Regions from separate parts of the Homo sapiens genome. Here region 1 is linked to region 2. Evidence: chromatin contacts called from ENCODE Hi-C or POLR2A ChIA-PET data. All regions are on one chromosome and are shown on one strand. The core of a region is the stretch at or near the end of the contact, and the rest is flanking DNA. Distances in the headings are between cores, read along the strand shown. Region 1 has its middle 81 kb from the start of WDR20. Region 2 has its middle 16 kb from the start of DYNC1H1.

Region 1 (2,700 bases), core at 65-2,564, 270 kb after region 2:
GAAGACGAGAGGAGGACAGGTTTGAGGGCGGTTGATTCAAGATCTCTCTGGAAGCTGGGCCCAGTGGAGAGTGGGACAGTGGAGGGCATGAAGGTGGTTCTAGTTGGCTCCTAGCTGCCACCACAATTGGCATCAAGGCGTTAGCCAGCAGAAACTGGAGAATGAGTGTGCATTTGTTTTGTGCTAATGGGAGAATAGGAAGCCTGCAGCCCTCGCGTTGGGTCGCTTTCTAGGGGTGCGGCTTTGTAGGGACCAGCTGGCGGAAGCAGCGTGTCCCTCAACATCAGGCTCTGGCAGCCTGGTGGCTGCGCCACCTCTGCGTCTCAGCAGCCGCCCTCCCCTGGGAGTGATGGAAAGCAGCCGAGTCCTCTGGGGCCTCACACTCAGTGAGAGGAAGTCTAAGGAAGGGTGCTGTCCCTCATGGCCGTCAGAAGCCACCTGCAGCCACTAAGTATGTAAATTGGGGCCAGTCCAACCTGAAAAGTGCCATAACGTGTCAACCACACAGCACACCTCAAAGGCTTCTTACCAAAAAAGTCATTAGTAATTTTTATATTGCTGAATATTATATGAAACATCTTCAGTTAAAATATTAAAATTGGCCAGGTGCGGTGGCTCACGCCTGTAATCCCAGCACTTTGGGAGGCCAAGGCAGGTGGATCACGAGGTCAGGAGGTCTTCAAGACCATCCTAACAGTGAAACCCCATCTCTACTAAAACTACAAAAAGTTAGCTGGGCGTGGTGGCAGGCGCCTGTAGTCCAAGGTACTTGGGAGGCTGAGGCAGGAGAATCACTTGAACCCAGGAGGTGGAGCTTGCAGTGAGCCAAGATCGTGCCACTGCACTCCAGCCTGGACAACAAAGTGAGACTCCGTCTCAAAAAAAAAAAAAAAAAAGAAAATATTAAAATTAATGTCACTTGTTTTTATTATCTATCTTTTCATTTTTTGAGACAGGGTCTTGCTCTATCCCCCAGGCTGGAGTGCAGTGGATCGCGGCTCATTGCACCCTGCATCTCCTGGGCTCAAGCCATCCTCCTGCCACACAGCCTCCTGAGTAGCTGGGATGACAGCCGTGCGCCACCACACCCGGCTAATTTTGTATTAGTAGAGATGGAGTTTCACCATGTTGGCCAGGCTGGTCTCAGACTCCTGGGCTCAAGTAATCTCCCCACCTCAGCCTCCCACAGGGCTGGCTGTCACTTGTTTTTAAGTTGTTAAACGTGCTCCCGGGAAGCTAAACTTAACACAGGACTGGTAGAGACACCACCTTCCTGTGGGTGGGGCTGCCTCCTACCTGGAGCAGCACTCACCTCCACCTGGCACTCCGTGAAAGGGGAGGGAGACTCTGTGGCTGCCAGATGAGGGTGGCCCCTCTCCGTCTGTCCCCAGGCTGGGTCACCACCACTTTCTCCCTCTGCCAGGAGTAGATGACTTTTCTGTTGCCGGGGGGAAGGGAGGTGCCTCCTGGTTCTGGAGATTTGTCACTTCCTGGACACCACATAGCTTGTGGAAAGCACTTTCTTAGGGTGCGCGTGGTGATGAAGGCAGAGTGTCCTGTGTGAGAGGCTTCCTTCCTCCAGACTGTCTGCGGCAGAAGTGGGGTCAGGAACCTGCTGCCCAGCTTTCCTCCACAGGCTTGATGTGTTTGAGCCAGAAGTATGGGGCGTTTGCGGGGTCCTCCACAAGTACAAACAGGGTTCTGTCCCTTTTCAGGGGTCCCAGAGGAAAAGCACTCCTATAGACTCTGAGCAGGGGCAGCTGCCACATTCCGTTTGCTTCCTGAGCTTGTCTAGGTGAACAGATTTCAGGTGGAAGGTAAGAAACGGGATGAAATGACTTGAGCGGGACAGCTTGCTTCCAGGCTTCCGGCAGCAGGGCGTGGGCGAGGCTGAAGGGCAGTTTCCGATTGTCACCTTCATTTGTGTCCACACAAGTCCAATATGTGAGAAGGTAGCAATGTCAGCTTGAGTTAAAGGCTTGTCATTTGTAAACAGTACTCATCAGCTGAAGCCTTCTTCCATGACAGCTAAGTTGTATTCCCAGAGCTGAAAATGTGCACCTTTGGGGCTGCACTGTCGCCATCTTAATGTTCTTCATAAATGAACGCCACACTTTGATGTAATGTAATTGCTGCTCAATAGTAAATGCAAAGAAATGGAAGTACTCTTTGCTGTGTAGGAGGTTAAACCCTCTTAGGTTTACCCAAGGTCACACCAGTATTGTAAAATCTGGGTGAGATTCCCCGCCCCCGCCCCCGACAGTGAGCCTCTCAGCAGGAGCCGCCCTAAAGAGCCAGATGCCCCCCACCATTCTTCCTGCTGGCCCTGGTGGGTTGGCCCCCACATCCCTTCTCCACACCCAGCTGCAGCCTCACGGCAAGACTACTTTGTTCTGGGGCTCCCCCGACCTCGGCCTGGGCCCTGCTGTCTCTACCTGTGGGGCCTACACATGTGGACAGCTACAGCCAGGGGGTGCCACGGTCACACCACCCAACAAAGCAAGAACCCCCCAGCAGAGAATGCCCTTTCAAAGGTGCCACTGAACTCTATCCTTGGAGACAACCCCTGGCTCCGAGGGACTGGGTGTGCGGTCCAGAACTGCGGTGCCCTGGGCTCAACCCTGGCTGAAGGCGCTGAACACCTCCCACGAGGCACCTGCACCTTTGGGTCAGCAAAGCTCCAAAGAACCTGTTCTCAGG
Region 2 (2,700 bases), core at 17-2,516:
GAGAACAGCATGATGACAGAAGGAAGGCGTACAATCAAAAGCTGTGTGCAGGGCCAGGAGCGGTGGCTCACGTACTCCCAGCACTTTGGAAGGCCTAGGCGGGAGGATCACTTGAGCTCAGGAATTCAAGACCACCCTGGGCAACATGGCGAAACCCCGTCTCTACAAAAAATACAAAAACTAGGCCGGGCGCAGTGGCTCGCGCCTGTAATCCCAGCACTTTTAGGAGGCCGAGGCAGTCAGGAGTTCGAGACCAGCCTGGCCAACATGGTGAAACCCCGTTTCTACTAAAAATACAAAAATTAGCCGGGTGTGGTGGCGAGCGCCTATAATCCCAGCTACTCGGGAGGCTGAGGCAGGAAAATCGCTTGAACCTGGGAGGCGGAGGTTGCAGTAAGCCGAGATGGCGCCACTGCACTCCAGCCTGGGCGACAGAGCAAGACTCCGTCTCAAGAAAAAAAAAAAAAGAAAAAAACCACTAGCCGGGCGTGGTGACGCAGGCCTGTAGTCCCAGCTGTTCGGGAGGCTGAGGCAGGAGGGTCGCTTGAGCCCGTGAGCCGAGATCGCGCCACTGCACTCCAGCCTGGGCGACAGAGCGAGACCCTGTCTCAAAAATTAAATAAATAAATAAATAAATAAATAAAGGTGTGTGCAGGTAACAGCAAGTAGTCTTAAAAGAGTAGACCGAGGTGTGTGCAGAGGGCAACAGTTGGGATATTTGCCTCTGTCTAATTAGCACCTTTGGACATTTGCGTCAGGCTCTGTGCTGACAAAGAGCGCACTGACGACCACAGTAGGGCCCTGCCAGTCCTGTGATGGCACCCAGCATTTAAGTGTGACAGAAGCCACCCACAACAAGCTACATACTGCATATAATTTAAGGGGGTCACGGCCCCGGAAGCCCAGCCATGGACCACGGTTTAAGTACCCCTAGTCCAGCTGGAACAATAAACATGAAATGAGTGCCTGGCTTGGAATGCAAGCCAGGCCGTGACAGAAATGAGGAAGGAGCCGATGGTTTCAGAGGCTGTCGCGAGGAGAGGGCCTTAGAGGCAGGCGGGGGACGACAGCGGACCTAAACTTCTGGGCCCAGGAGAAGTTCGTTCTTTCCTCCAGGATACCTGGAGCCGAGTGCAGGATCTCAGCGAGAAATGCCCCAATCTCAAGGGCGGCACCGAGAGGTGACGCAAGCGGCGCGCGAGGTTGCGTCAATGCAGGACCGCCCCGCCTCCGGCCTGTGCATTGTGGGACCTAAGGGCACCTGTCAGACGCCCAATCTCGCGAGTGAGCGAGATTCACGCGGAACGCAGAGGTGAGAACGGGGAAGGCCCTCCTCAGCAGGAGTCCCGCCCCCTGAAGGGCATGGGCCAATCACAATGCCTCTCCTTCCTGGCCGCTGGGATTGGTCCGAGGGTGCACATGACCGGACTGCGGGACATGTGACCGTGCCGATCTAGGTCGTGTGACCCGTCTGGTGTAGTCCTGGAACAAGGGTTTTGCTGCGGAGGGAAACGGCCAGAGACCTCGATCTAAGACCGGGGTTTGGAGACTGGCGGGCCTCGGAACAGCAGAGCTAGCGGACTTCCGGTCTGGCCCTCTGCTCACGGCCGAGGGCAAGGCGGGTTAGGTCACTTGCTGAGGAAAGAGCTCAATATGTCACGTGTTCCTCTCCCAATGACGTGGACCTCAGTTCCCTCTCCAGTGAAGTGGGCACAGTGTTGCCCGAAAAAGGGTGCTCTGGGGCTTGCCTGAGACGGGACGCGTGGAAATGCCCTGCCGAATATGAATGGGGCGATGGCCTCGCGGGACGGAGCAGCCCAGGAAAGCTGACCGTGGGCTGGGTTGTGGAGCGGAGCCCCAGGGCCTCGGCTGACTTAGCGGCCAGTCGTACATAGTGGGTATGCGGCGGGCCCGACGCCAGTCGTTGTGGACCACTGACTTGTAATCTTTACGACCTCAGTGAGGGTCAGAAGTGTCCGCGAGCCCTGTAGGCGAGGAGAGGCCTGGCTGAGGGCGCACAGCCTGGAAGGGGAGAAACTAGAGCTGGACTCTGCTTGACCCACAGACCCTCCGCCAGGTTGCCTTTGCGAGGCAAGAAGCGAAGGTTGGCGAGCCAGCTGGGAGTACCCACCCCCTCCATGCCTGGTGGAGTCACCCAAGCCCCAGCGACACCCCGGCCTGCCCAAGGTACTGGTGACCCTGGAGGCCGGGGCCCTGGCTTCTCAGTCAGGGTCTCCTCCCCATGGCGGCAGAGCTGTCTGGCGTTTTGAGCCCTTTACACCAGGGGCAAGAGGGCTGCAGGCCAGAGCCAGCAAAAGAGAAGAAGCAGAGGGAATGAGAAACCTAGAAGGTGGAACGGGAAGGAGGGAGTGAAATGGGCAAAGGCCTCCAAAAAAAACAACTTCCGCCTCCTAAGTTTAGTGCATTTAACTCTATAAATATCTATTGAACACCTACTGGATGCCAGGCACTTTTCTAGGCACTGGGCAGCTAGCATTAAACAGAAGGCAGAAACCCCTGCCTTCAACAAAATCTATGCTGTGTTGAATAAGTGATACAGGGAAAAGCTAAAGATGGGGAGAGAGGTGGGAAGGGTATAGAGGATGGGAAGAAATTTACAAAAGAGGCAGGGAGGGCTTTACTGAGAAGGTGACGATGAAGGAAGTGAAGGAAGGGCATTGCAGGCCAGGGGCTCATCGT

The links. Hi-C counts contacts between places; a loop is a spot of excess contacts on that map. ChIA-PET counts read pairs that join two places held with the same protein, here RNA polymerase II (POLR2A). Pooled maps may share reads with other maps.
Region 1: a pooled map shows a loop between it and region 2 (3-fold over the local background). The contact joins two enhancer-like sites. A Hi-C loop is called at or near these places in 2 of 50 pooled maps. POLR2A ChIA-PET finds 5 or more read pairs at or near these places in 3 of 52 experiments (H1, HEK293T and PC-9).

What each region holds. Positions count from the first base shown.
Region 1 is chr14:102,219,842-102,222,541 of GRCh38, forward strand. It overlaps a transcript of WDR20 not described here and a transcript of MOK not described here. Among named protein-coding and RNA genes, the nearest start is that of WDR20, 81 kb to the left of the region's middle. Within about 2 kb of position 1,315, at least 3 of the 41 ENCODE cell types and tissues checked have a DNase peak (open chromatin) inside an H3K27ac peak, as active enhancers do; they include PC-9, where a contact is called at or near this core.
Region 2 is chr14:101,946,890-101,949,589 of GRCh38, forward strand. No RefSeq gene overlaps it. Among named protein-coding and RNA genes, the nearest start is that of DYNC1H1, 16 kb to the right of the region's middle. RefSeq lists enhancers at 711-1,372, 1,077-1,196, 1,497-1,686. Within about 2 kb of position 1,267, at least 33 of the 41 ENCODE cell types and tissues checked have a DNase peak (open chromatin) inside an H3K27ac peak, as active enhancers do; they include PC-9, where a contact is called at or near this core.